Linked DNA regions of Homo sapiens: regions 1 and 3 are each linked to region 2. A link is an interaction called in ENCODE POLR2A ChIA-PET data of the cell type or tissue named here. Cell type or tissue: A673. All regions are shown on one strand.

Region 1 (4,000 bases), 230 kb after region 2:
CTCCTGCCTCAGCCTCCCAAGTAGCTGAGACTACAGGCATGCACCACCATGTCTGGCTAATTTTTAAATTTTTTGTAGAGATAAGTCCTTGCTATGTTGCCCAGGCTGGTCTCGAGCTCCCGGGCTCAAGTGATCCTCCTGCCTTGGCCTCCCAAAGTGCTGGGATTATAGGCATGAGCCAGCGTGCCCAGCCTGAGCATCAGGTTTTAGATCCAGGAAATGAACACGATGATACCCAAGGTGCAGTTCCTATCTGATAAGATTGCAAAGATCCAATTAGATAATAATGTAAAAGAAAGAGCTATTTAATCCGTAAAATACAAATGGAAAGTGCTATTATTAGCATTAAAAGACAAAGTGGGGGCTGGGCACGGTGGCTCACGCCTGTAATCCCAGCACTTTGGGAGGTCAAGGTAGGCAGATCATCTGAGGTTGGGAGTTCAAGACCAGGCTGACCAACATGGAGAAACCCCATCTCTACTAATAATAATACAAATAATAATACAAAATTAGCCGGGCATGGTGGCACATGCCTGTAATCCCAGCTACTCGGGAGGCTGAGGCATGAGAATCGCTTGAACCTGGGAGGTGGAGGTTGAGTGAGCTGAGATGGTGCCACTGCACTCCAGCCAGGGCGACAAGAGCAAAACTCCATCTCAAAAAAAAAAAAAAGACAAAGTGGGTTGACTCTTCCTTACTTTTGCTTTCTCCTGCCAAACTTCTTTGGCTAGCGTCTTTACGGTCTTCAGCTGCTCCTGCAGTTCAGGAGGTATGGTCCTTTTGACTATGGAAAGCAGAAGCCTTATGATCAGAGGGGTTAGATCTCTAGTGGGCTCCCAATCTCCATTTCCAGCCCCTGTAACACTGAAGCTACCCTAGAGGACAGCAGGACCTATTACTTTATCCTGTGTCTCCTGGTGACTGGGAAAGGGAGGTGGGAAGAAGGGAGAGAGAGCTGTCCTTAGCCCATGAAACATCCACCTAATGCCTGACATCCTAAAGGGCTTTGGGACAACTGACTCCCGAATTCCAACCACTGCAAAAAATCTTAATTACTCTCTGGGCTTGGAGTTGGGAACAGGCAAATGTTAAGTTTTGTTTTGTTTGAGACAGGGTCTTGCTCTGTCACCCAGGCTGGAGTGCAGTGATCCATCACAGCTCACTGCAACCTCTGCCTCCCTGGCTCCAACAATCTTCCCACCTCAGCTTCCCAAGTAGCTGGGACTACAGGTGTGTGCCACCACGCCTGGCTAATTTTTTTTTTGTTTTTTTTGGTAGAGATAGAGTTTTGCCACATTGCCTAGGCTGGTCTCGAACTCGGCCTCAAGCTATCCACCCAGCTCTGCTTCCCAAGGTGCTGGGATTACAGGTGTGAGCCATTGCTCCCAGTCAAAATGTTAAGTTTAATTCTTCAACATTCTCTCCCGCCCACCTCCCAATGCTACTGCTCTCTATAACCAGACACTTTCCCCCACTGCTGTGCAGAGAGCCTGACAAAGCCACAAGAACCCGCTCCACTCCTCTCCTGGGGCTTAGTTCTCTCCTTTGCCCACCCATTTTTTTGGACTCTGAAGGCTGTGGGACATGCTCTGAATGACATGCTGTTTTCAGGGACTCAGGGAGATGTGTAGCAGCCAGGAGTTGAGGCCAGGGGAAGAAAAGGATGAAACCAACTGAAAACAGAGACAATGGTTTCTCCTCTATCGGCAAGCGGCACCCACCCATCTGTGCCAGCAGGAACTGGATCTTCTCCAAGTCGGTTTGGCCGGCCTGCTCCTCATCCAGATCCTTCATACTCTCCTTTAGCCCCACATAGAGGCTACTGAGCTCTCCCATCAGATGAAATGTCTCCACTGCCGTGGGGAAACTAGAACTCATTCTACGCAGTGAATTGCGTCGCTCACTCAGGACTTCACTCGAGACTTCGCTCCCTTCTGATAAGACTCGGTCGACGGAGTCTGGACTCCTGAAAAGAGTGACATCTTGGCCTGGGGCCTTCTGGGCAGGAATTCCATGTCGGTCCGAGGCTCGTGTTCTATTTGGATCCAAACCTTCCTGGCCATGCTGATCAGCACTTAGATACCCTGGGCCACGATAACCAGGATACATTGAATCATGACTGTCAAAGAGAGAGAAAGCATGGCCATGCTGAGCTGCATCTGGGTATACCTGGTCATGCTCACCTGGGCCAGGTGATGCCACATGCTGTTGATCTGGGTGTGTAGATCCCAAACCTGTACTCAGTGGTATTGGGCTGTGCTGGTCTGTGCCAGGATGCATCAAACCTTGCTGATAAGTTTCTGGTGGTACCAAACTCCTTCGATCTATACCAGGTGATGCCAAACCTTGACTGGCTAGGAGTGGTGACACCTGGCCGTATTGTTCTCTGCCAGGAGGTACCATACCATGTTGATATGGACGTACTGATATAAAACCTGTAGAATCTGCCTGGAATGTTGAAGAGCCACGAAGCTTTGTGCCTGGTGCTATCAAGCCTGGCTGATATGCACCAGGTTGTCTCAAACCATACTGATCCATTCCTGGCTGCACCAGACCACGTGGATATGTCCCAGATTGAGATAAATCATGCAAATATGCACCAGGTTGTACCAAACCAAGAGGATAGGCACCAGGTTGTACCAGGCCATGTGGATCTGCCTGAGGTTGCACCATACCTTGCTGACCTATTCCAGGCTGCACCATACCCAGCTGACCTGCACCAGGCTGGACCAAACCAGGCTGATCTGCACCAGGTTGGATCAAACCACGCTGGTCCATTCCAGGTTGGACCAAACCACGCTGATCCACTCCAGGTTGCACCAAACCACGCTGATCCACTCCAGGTTGGACCAAACCACGCTGATCTGCACCAGGTTGGACCAAACCATGCTGAACTGCACCAGGTTGGACCAAACCACGCTGAACTGCACCAGGTTGAACCAAACCACGCTGATCCACTCCAGGTTGGACCAAACCACGCTGAACTGCACCAGGTTGCACCAAACCACGCTGAACTGCACCAGGTTGCACCAAACCACGCTGAACTATACCAGGTTGCACCAAACTACGCTGAACTTCACCAGGTTGTGCCAAACCATGCTGATCCACTCCAGGTTGGACCAAACCATGCTGATCTGCACCAGGTTGGACCAAACCACGCTGATCTGCACCAGGTGGGACCAAACCACGCTGATGATCTGCACGAGGTTGTGCCAAACCACGCTGATCTACTCCAGGTTGGACCAAACCATGCTGAACTGCACCAGGTTGAGCCAAATCACTCTGATCTGCACCAGATTGTACCAAACCATGCTGATCTGCACCAGGTTGCACCACATCAATCTGATCTGCACCAGGTTGGACCAAGCCAGGCTGATATGCACCAGGCTGCACCAAAGCACGCTGAAATCTGCCAGGTTGGACCATGCCAGGCTGATCTACACCAGGCTGTACCAAGACACCCTGACCTGTGCCAGATTGGACCAAATCATGCTGACCTGTGCCAGGCTGGATCAAACCATGCTGATCTCTACCAGGTTGGGCCAAACCAGACTGATCCATTCCAGGCCAGACCAAACCACGCTGATCTGCACCAGGTTGGGCCAAACCAGACTGATCCATTCCAGGCCGGACCAAACCACGCTGATCTGCACCAGGTTGGACCAAGCCAGGCTGATATGCACCACGCTGCACCAAAGCACGCTGAAATCTGCCAGACTGGATCAAATCATGCTGCTCTGTGCCAGGTTGTATGAAGCCAGTTGCTTCCAAACTGGGCTGCACAAAACCTTGCTGATCTGCACTAATTGGCATCAAACCAGGTGATACCAAACCATGCTGGTCTGTAAAAGGTAGAACCAGGCCATGTTGATCGACGACAGGCAATGTCAATCCTTGCTGGTCTATACCAGGGGGTACTAGTCCTTGCTGACCCATGCCTGATATTACACATCCACGCTGATCCATGCCAAGTGGTTCCATACTGCGTTGGTCTGTGCCA
Region 2 (4,000 bases):
ACAGAGTGAGACTCTGTCTCAGAAAAAAAAAAAAAAAAATTTAGCCAGGTGTGGTGGTGTGCACCTCTAGTCCCAACTACTCAGGAGGCCATGGCAGGAGGACTGCATGAGCCCAGGAGTTCATGACTGCAGCGAGCCATGACTGTGCACTCCAGCTTGGGACACAGTGAGACTCTCTTTCTAAAAAACAAACAAAAAACCCAAACAAAGAATATGGAGATATATATATATAATATATATATAATATACATTATATATTATATAATATACATTATATATTATATAATATACATTATATATTATATAATATACATTATATAATATATAATATACATTATATATTATATAATATATAATATACATTATATATTATATAATATACATTATATATTATATAATATACATTATATAATATATAATATACATTATATATTGTATATTATACAATATATTATATTTATTTTATATATATATATATATATATATATATATATATATAAAATATATATATATATTTTTTTTGAGATGGAGTCTTGCTCTGTCCCCCAGGCTGGAGCGCAGTGGCACAATCTCAGCTCACTGCAAGCTCCGCCTCCCGGGTTCACACCATTCTCCTGCCTCTGCCTCCTGAGTAGCTGGGACTACAGGTGTCCGCCACTACGCCCAGCTAATTTTTTGTATTTTTAGTAGAGATGGGGTTTCACCGTGTTAGCCAGGATGGTCTCGATCTCCTGACTTTGTGATCTGCCCACCTTGGCCTCCCAAAGTGCTGGGATTACAGGCGTGAGCCACCACGCCCGGCCTAAGAATATAGATATATTAATCACAGGTTGATTTTTAAAGAGAAATACGTATTTAACCAATAAAATGTGATACATAGGCAATTTATTATGATTTATTCACTTCCCAGGAAAGAACTTCAAAAGAAGGAAATTTGTTTTCTGCATTTTACTTAACCATTTTCTGAGCTATAACATAAGCATCAGAAGTTGAATAAAACCTTGCAATATCTACCATCTCTTTTTTAAAAAACTCACTTCCAAAAAAAAGTTTACTTTGTGAACTTTCCAGGTACAAGATTGTAAGCTTTCATCTATATATCAAAACATGACCTTTCTTAAAAAGTTACAGCTAGATGGCCACGTGCAGTGGCTCACGCTTGCAATCCCAGCACTTTGGGAGGTCAAGGCAGGTGGGTGGATCACGAGGTCAGGAGCTCGGGACCAGCCTGGCCAACACAGTGAAACCCTGTCTCTACTAAAAATAAAAAAATTAGCCAGGCGTGGTGGCACGTGCCTATAATCCCACCTACTCGGGAGGCTGAGGCAGGAGAATTGCTTGAACCTGACAGGCAGACGTTGCAGTGAGCTGAGAACGCGCCACTGCACTCCAGCCTGGGCGACAAAGCAAGACTCTGTCTGAAAAAAAAAAAAAAAAAAGTTACAGCTAGTTATAAAAAACCAAGAGCTTGGGAATACTCATTCTATTTTATGGAATGAAGCGTTGCCCAATTTTAAAAAAAGGATAAAAAAAATCAAGAGCTGATAAACAAAACATGCTAACTTCTCCTCTTAAAAGCAAGTTCGGAAAGTTTTTTTCCTCTTCTGACTGTCACTTTCTAACACTAAGAAACTCTGTTCTGTTTAACTGCAGCTTTTTAAAATGTCTTTAATCTCCACAATAAACAAGCTGAATGTTGAGGTACTAACCTGAGCCTCTAATTTGGTCTTGGCATCCACGCGATTGCTCTCACACAAGCGTTCCAATTCCTCTGCATGCTTCACGGCTTTGCGTAGGCGAGATAACAAGTGAAACCGTTTTCGGGGTTCAGTGTTGGCTTCCTGTTTCAGCTGCATGGCGTAGCTCCAGGCTCTTTCAGCATCCATCAGAACCAGAAGCAAGTATCTAGACCAGAGACAGAAGTGGGGAGACAATAAAGGCCATCAACAGACCCAGATATTCTCTGAGGTGTAATCTTCGGCTTCTCGGCTTTTCTTTATACTCTCCCGCCTTTGCCACTCTCAAAACAACTCTTCTGATATTCTCAGCCATGACTCTAAACCAGTATCTCTATTCCTAACCTGGGCTCAATCTCAGGTTTCTCATCATCTACTAGACACATCTCATTGAAAAGCCTCTACCACCTCAAACACGGTAAATCCAGAATCATGACCTACCCCTCCTGAATGTTGTCAAACAGACACGGTCTAGGCACACGATCTGGCCTCATTTTTGAATCAACACTTCCTTCATCTCAATCCAGTTAGAAAAGTCCTTAAGAGGCAGTATATTGCCTAGGTGCGGTGGTTCACACCTATAATCCCAGCACTTTGGGAGGCTGAGCCAGGCATATCACCTGAGGTCAGGAGTTCGAGATCAGCCTGGCCAACATGGTGAAACCCCATCTCTACTAAAAATACAAAAATTAGCTGGGTGTGTTGGTATGCGCCTGTAATCCCAGCTACTTGGGAGGCTGAGGCAGGAGTATCTCTTGAACCGAGGAGGCGGAGGTTGCAGTGAGCTGAGATCACGCCACTATACTCTCGTTTGGGCAACAGGGCAAGACTCCATCTCAAAAAAAAAAAAAAAAAAAAGAGGCAGTATATTAAAGTGGTGATAAACAAGAGCTCCAGAGCCCGGGACAGAATCCCAGTGCCACCGCTTACTAGCTGTGTGACTGTGGGCAAAGTACTAACCTTTCTGCGCACCGCTCTCCCATGTAGTAATACAAATAACACATTTAGACCAGAACCTGGCACTTACTAAGTGCTCAGTAAGGTCGTTAACTACTTTATTATTATACTGGTGAATCTTTCTTTACTGCCTTGATCAATCTGTCTTAAACTTCAGCTTAACCTTGTCTCTTCAGAGTAAAGGATCTTGCTATCATAAGATAGTCCAGGCTCGGTGTAGTGGCTCATGTCTGTAATCCCAGTACACTGGGAGGCTGAGGTGGGAGGATCACTTGAGGCCAGGAGTTTGAAACCAGCCTGGTCAGCACAGCGAGATCCCATCTTTACAAAAGAAAAAAAGAGAAAAGTTAGCTGGGCATGGTGGTACATGCCTATAGTCCCAGCTACTCAGGAGGGTGAGACAGGAGTTGTTCAAGGCTGCAGTAAGCTATGATCCCACTGCTACACTCCAGCCTGGGTGACAGTGAGACCCTGTCTCAAAAAAAAAAAAAAAAAAAAAAGGGAGAGTCCAGATTTCTCCCAACTGGTTCTCATGAGATTTAATCACTACATCCTGCTGCATCCTATTATGGTCTCCAGGCTCTAGCTTTCTGACTGTACACACCAAGCTCACAACCTTTTCACTGCCTGAGTAGCAGCTAACAAGTGTCCAGAGCTTTACAGTTCCTAGACTGCATGCACGGATACCAGGGCATGCTGCTTCCCCCGACACAGAATGTTCTTCACTCTCACAAATCCTTCAAGGTCAAGCCTCCTCTGTGTGGGCTTACTGACTTCCCTGTCAAAAGCCTTCAAGCTCAAGTCTCCTTTCCAAGGCTTTAGAATGCTGAACAGTAAATGATATACAACATTGCACTTTTACTGTAGCATTCCCTGGTTTGCACTGACCAACATTTTCCAATAAGATGAAAGTCAATGAGGTTCAAGGACCATGCCTCCTCTCCTTCTATATCTAGTGTGTCACAACTACTCTGCTGATGTAGCACAAAGCAGCTCTAAACAATACCTATGTGAATGGGCGTGGCTGGGTTCCAATAAAACTTCATTTACACAAAAGGTGGCAGCAGCGTAATTTGGCCCGTAACTGTGAGGAAGACCCGGGGGCCTTGACTACATGTTGCCTGACAGACTAAAAATTCTTCAGCAAATGCCAAGCACTGGTGTATTCAGCACTGAAATACAAGACTCTTCTATAATAATTTACACACCAGCCTGGCGCAGTAGCTCACGTCTGTAATCCCAGCACTTTGGAAGGCAAGAGGTGGGTGGATCACCTGAGGTCAGGAGTTCAAGACAAGCCTGGCCAA
Region 3 (4,000 bases), 110 kb after region 2:
GATCGCAGTGAGCCGAGATCGTGCCATTGCACTCCAGCCTGGGCAACAAGAGCAAAACTCCATCTCAAAAAAAAAAAAAAAAAAAAAAAAAAGGCGAGACTCTGTCTCAAATATATATATATATATATCAGACAGAAACATTGTAATGCTAATAAGGCTGTTCTATACAAGCATGAGATGGTCTCTGAGTCATCTTCCTTGCCTATTCAGAAAAATCTGGGACCTTGATTTGCCCTAACCAAATTTTTTCACCAGAGAATCAGACAGCCTTGGTAGACATATCATCTAGGGGTGGCGGGCAGTGGGAATGTATCAGACTAAAAATTACACTGTCTCAAGGATGGCACCAAGAAGGCAAATGACGATAATTAACATTGATGATGAGGATTAAGCAACCAACCCAGTGCACTATGAGTTCCTTAGAGAACAGACACATGATATAGGGAATAAAAAAGAAAAAGAAGGCTGGGCGCGGTGGCTCACGCCTGTAATCCCAGCACTTTGGGAGGCCAAGGCAGGTGGATCACGAGGTCAGGAGATCGAGACCATCCTGGCTAACATGGTGAAACCCCGTCTCTATTAAAAATACAAAAAATTAGCCGGACGTGGTGGCGGGCGCCTGTAGTCCCAGCTACTCGGGAGGCTGAGGCAGGAGAATGGCGTGAACCCTGGAGATGGAGCGTGCAGTGAGCCGAGATTGCGCCACTGCACTCCAGCCTGGGTGACAGAGCGAGACTCCGTCTCAAAAAAAAAAAGAAAAGAAAAAGAAAATATAGCAATAAAATAAAGGATTTGATATTCTAAGTTCAAATTTCCCATTTTTACATTGGCTTGTTGGAGTAGCTGCAAAAATTCCCATTTTCCCTTAATAATTCTTCTTCCCTTTTAAAAAATATCCATAAAATAAGGATACTAAGCATTTCTAGGCAAGCGAAAGTTTTTCACAAACACAGACGATTGCATCCAGTGCTGAACAACATGGGTGTGGACGGCCTGATCTCAGCAGAAAGTAGCGCCCGCACTCCTGTCTGAGGCCCAGAGAAGCAAGCTCTGGGGCTGCCGGAAACTGCTGTATGAGTTCCTTGGGAAGTCTGTCCCCCAGCCCCCAGCCTCCCCAAAGGAAGGTGCCTGGGACCTGGCCCCAGCCTCTGGGAACTTACTTGACGAGCCTCAGTGTGTCCTTTCGGATATTGACCAGGCTTCTCAGAGTCTTCACGGGTTCTTGGGGAGGTGGGGCGGCGTAAGGAAACTGTGTCAGAAACAAAGCAGGAGAAGGTGGTGTGTTTAAAAAGACCCACAGCTGTCCCTCGCTTTACAGTTTGCCAAGAATAGCCCTAAGAGGTGAGGCAGGAAGGCACAACTCTCCTAATTAAGTGAGGAAACTGAAACTCCGACATACTGAGTCAACCTGCTCAAGGTCACAGCTAGCGGGAAAACTGGGATGCAATTTGGGGCCCAAAGAGCCAGATTTATCTTCTTTTTCCATTATATGAAGCTTATTTCGGTCAGTGTTCAAAACCTGGAGAATTAATAATAAAAAAAAAAACCGCTGAAGTTCCAAATACCAAAGGACACACTGTGGCCGAGTTAATCACAAAAGGCTTTTCCATCTGACCTCAGACGACAGGGAACCAGACCTGCAAGCCCTTTCCTTCGGTGAGGCCATGCGGTATCCCAGGAGTTTAGGGACCGCAAATAAAAGAGGGCCCCATCATGTGTACAGAGCTGAAGTTTGCAAACAGTAAAGAACAAACTTCCCCTGCAGCTGATCATATAAAGCAGAGCTCTTTAACATGTGAGCCAAGAGTTATTTTGGGGTCACCAAAGGTTTATGGTTGTCTTCATCATTTACCATCCGCTTCTTCCCCCTTTGCCCGTTTAGACCTTTGGATTTGAAGTTCTGAGTTGTTGATAATGATGAGATAAAGAAAGGGGAAATAGCCAAAAATTTCACTGGGAATTGCCTTCTGAGGATCAAGAATGATTTCAAATGTTCCCGGTATTTTTAAAATGTTATTTGGGCAATCAAAATGTTTTAACATATAATTCCCAAAAAACCTACTGGTCTCTGCAGCTTTGCAAAACTGTGGTTCTCTTGGCTCAAGAAGAGTCTACCTCCATAGTGTGGTATCACAAAACAGGACACCCAAGTTATAATCAAATTGTGCCCTCACAGGTTTTTATTGAATATGGTTATTTTACTTGGGAAACAATATAGTTAAACCATAGTTAAGGTGCATCTGACTTAATGTACGCAGTATAATTGCTTATAATTCACAGGTATGAATGTGACTCTTACATTCAATAGAAATTATCTTCATTCAGATTACTCACTTTGTGGGCATGATGCAGTAATTTACTTTTTCATTGATATATTAACCATACATTCTTTTAAAAATGATAGTTTTTTCTAATTACAAAGTAATATATGTTTAAGCAGAAAACTTGAAAAACACAAAAAAGTACAAAACTATCCCTAATTTTACTACTCGGCAATACCAAAATTAACATTATGGAATACGTATCTCCATCCGTCCGTCTATCCATCCATCCTGTCCACCTCTATATCTATGTGCTGTTTCACACTGAACATACTATTTTGCAGTTTCTTTTTCACCTAAAAAGATGTGGTAAACATTTTTAAAGTCCATAATTTTGATAACATTGCAGATAATAGCATACTTTAATCAATTCCATATTATTCAATATTTTATGTTGGTTTTACTTTTTTTCGCAGCTATAAATGTTGTGGTGAATATCCTTGTCCCTATATTTCTGCATGCTTGTTTGATTATTTCCTAAGGACAAATTCCTAGAAGTGGAATTACAGGATCAAAGAGTAAGCATATTTTTAAGACTTTAAAAATTATTTTGCCAAACAGTTTTCCACAAAGCTGACTCCAACTTTGCCCTCCTGCAAGCAGTGCATCAGGAGGCCTTGACATGGTAAAACTGAAATTCTAGTTCAGATCCCATCTGTGGCCTGTTTCTCCTCCCCCAACTTTCCTAGGCTGTCATACTAAAGGAATTTAAAACAATTTTTAAATAAGCTTAAGCAAAAAGTAATTAGGCAGGAAAATCCGACACAAACGCTAGTCTATTCTAAAGCCAAAATAAATGACTTTGGGATTAAAATTTTTTTCTGGAGTAGCAAAGTTAATCATTTTCATTTGTACAGGTACTTGGGCGTTATCCATAACTCCTACCTGCATTTCAAAAAAAAGATGCGTCTTTTCCCTTATTCTTTACTCTTTCTCCTCCATAGCCACTCCCTGCCGCAAAAGAGAGAAAAATAAAAAGAAAGAAAAAAAAATCCTGGCACTCTTTATCCTCCATTTTGAATATATTTGATGATAACTGTGGCAATGAAACATAAGCTATTTGGCTCTTAAGGAAAGGTATCAATGAGTTCAATTGTTTATAAATCCACCCCTATACTTTAGGCTCTCCCTGTACACACACATACACGCACAAGACAACAACGGCAAATCTGTTCAGGAGAAGCTTGTTCGTGGGCTGCTACCCACCAAAGTTTGTGCCTTGCTGGCCTTGCATTCATGCAATCAGAGTCTACATGCAACACTCCATGCCAGGAGTAAGGAGAGATTGAAAACCAAGAAGATAAGGCCCTGCTCTTTCAGGAAGCTGCATTATAAGGCAGCTGACATAGTAATTGTAATATCAAAGAGATTAAATATATGGATATTTTTTTGCCACAAAAGGCAAAAATAAAGGAAGTGATCATTTCTGGCTGAGGTAATCTGAAGGCTTCATGGAGGAGTTGGTAGTTGATCTGGGATCCTAAAGGATAAATGAAATTTGCAAATTCAGAGATAACAGAGAAGATGGAGGGGACAGTAGGATCAGAGGCAAATTAAAAAAAATTTTTTTTCTGCTCTTAGAGTTGTCTCCCATTCTTCTGTAAATCGATTTTGCCTACTATTACTCTCGAAATTTCTTAGTGAGTTATCTTCCTTTCAAAAATTACCATTTATTGAGT

Evidence for each region. ChIA-PET counts read pairs that join two places held together with the same protein. Peaks named below come from ENCODE experiments on the same cell type or tissue, not always from the same donor. Only the 100,000 strongest peaks of a DNase experiment are listed, where the experiment ranks them.
Region 1: POLR2A ChIA-PET joins it to region 2 with 6 read pairs; 4 of 35 experiments call an interaction of 5 or more read pairs at or near these places.
Region 3: POLR2A ChIA-PET joins it to region 2 with 8 read pairs; 8 of 35 experiments call an interaction of 5 or more read pairs at or near these places.

What each region holds. Positions count from the first base shown.
Region 1 is chr17:76,289,294-76,293,293 of GRCh38, forward strand. QRICH2 (glutamine rich 2) reads right to left here. Exons shown (of 19, transcript NM_001388453.1): 4 at 1,722-4,000; 5 at 699-784. Among named protein-coding and RNA genes, the nearest start is that of QRICH2, 17 kb to the right of the region's middle. In A673, no CTCF peak of the experiment used is centred here; no DNase peak of the experiment used is centred here.
Region 2 is chr17:76,062,267-76,066,266 of GRCh38, forward strand. SRP68 (signal recognition particle 68) reads right to left here. Exons shown (of 16, transcript NM_014230.4): 4 at 1,710-1,905. Among named protein-coding and RNA genes, the nearest start is that of SRP68, 8.2 kb to the right of the region's middle. In A673, no CTCF peak of the experiment used is centred here; a DNase peak (open chromatin) is centred at 1,787.
Region 3 is chr17:76,172,542-76,176,541 of GRCh38, forward strand. RNF157 (ring finger protein 157) reads right to left here. Exons shown (of 19, transcript NM_052916.3): 3 at 1,161-1,249. Among named protein-coding and RNA genes, the nearest start is that of FOXJ1, 33 kb to the left of the region's middle. In A673, no CTCF peak of the experiment used is centred here; a DNase peak (open chromatin) is centred at 200.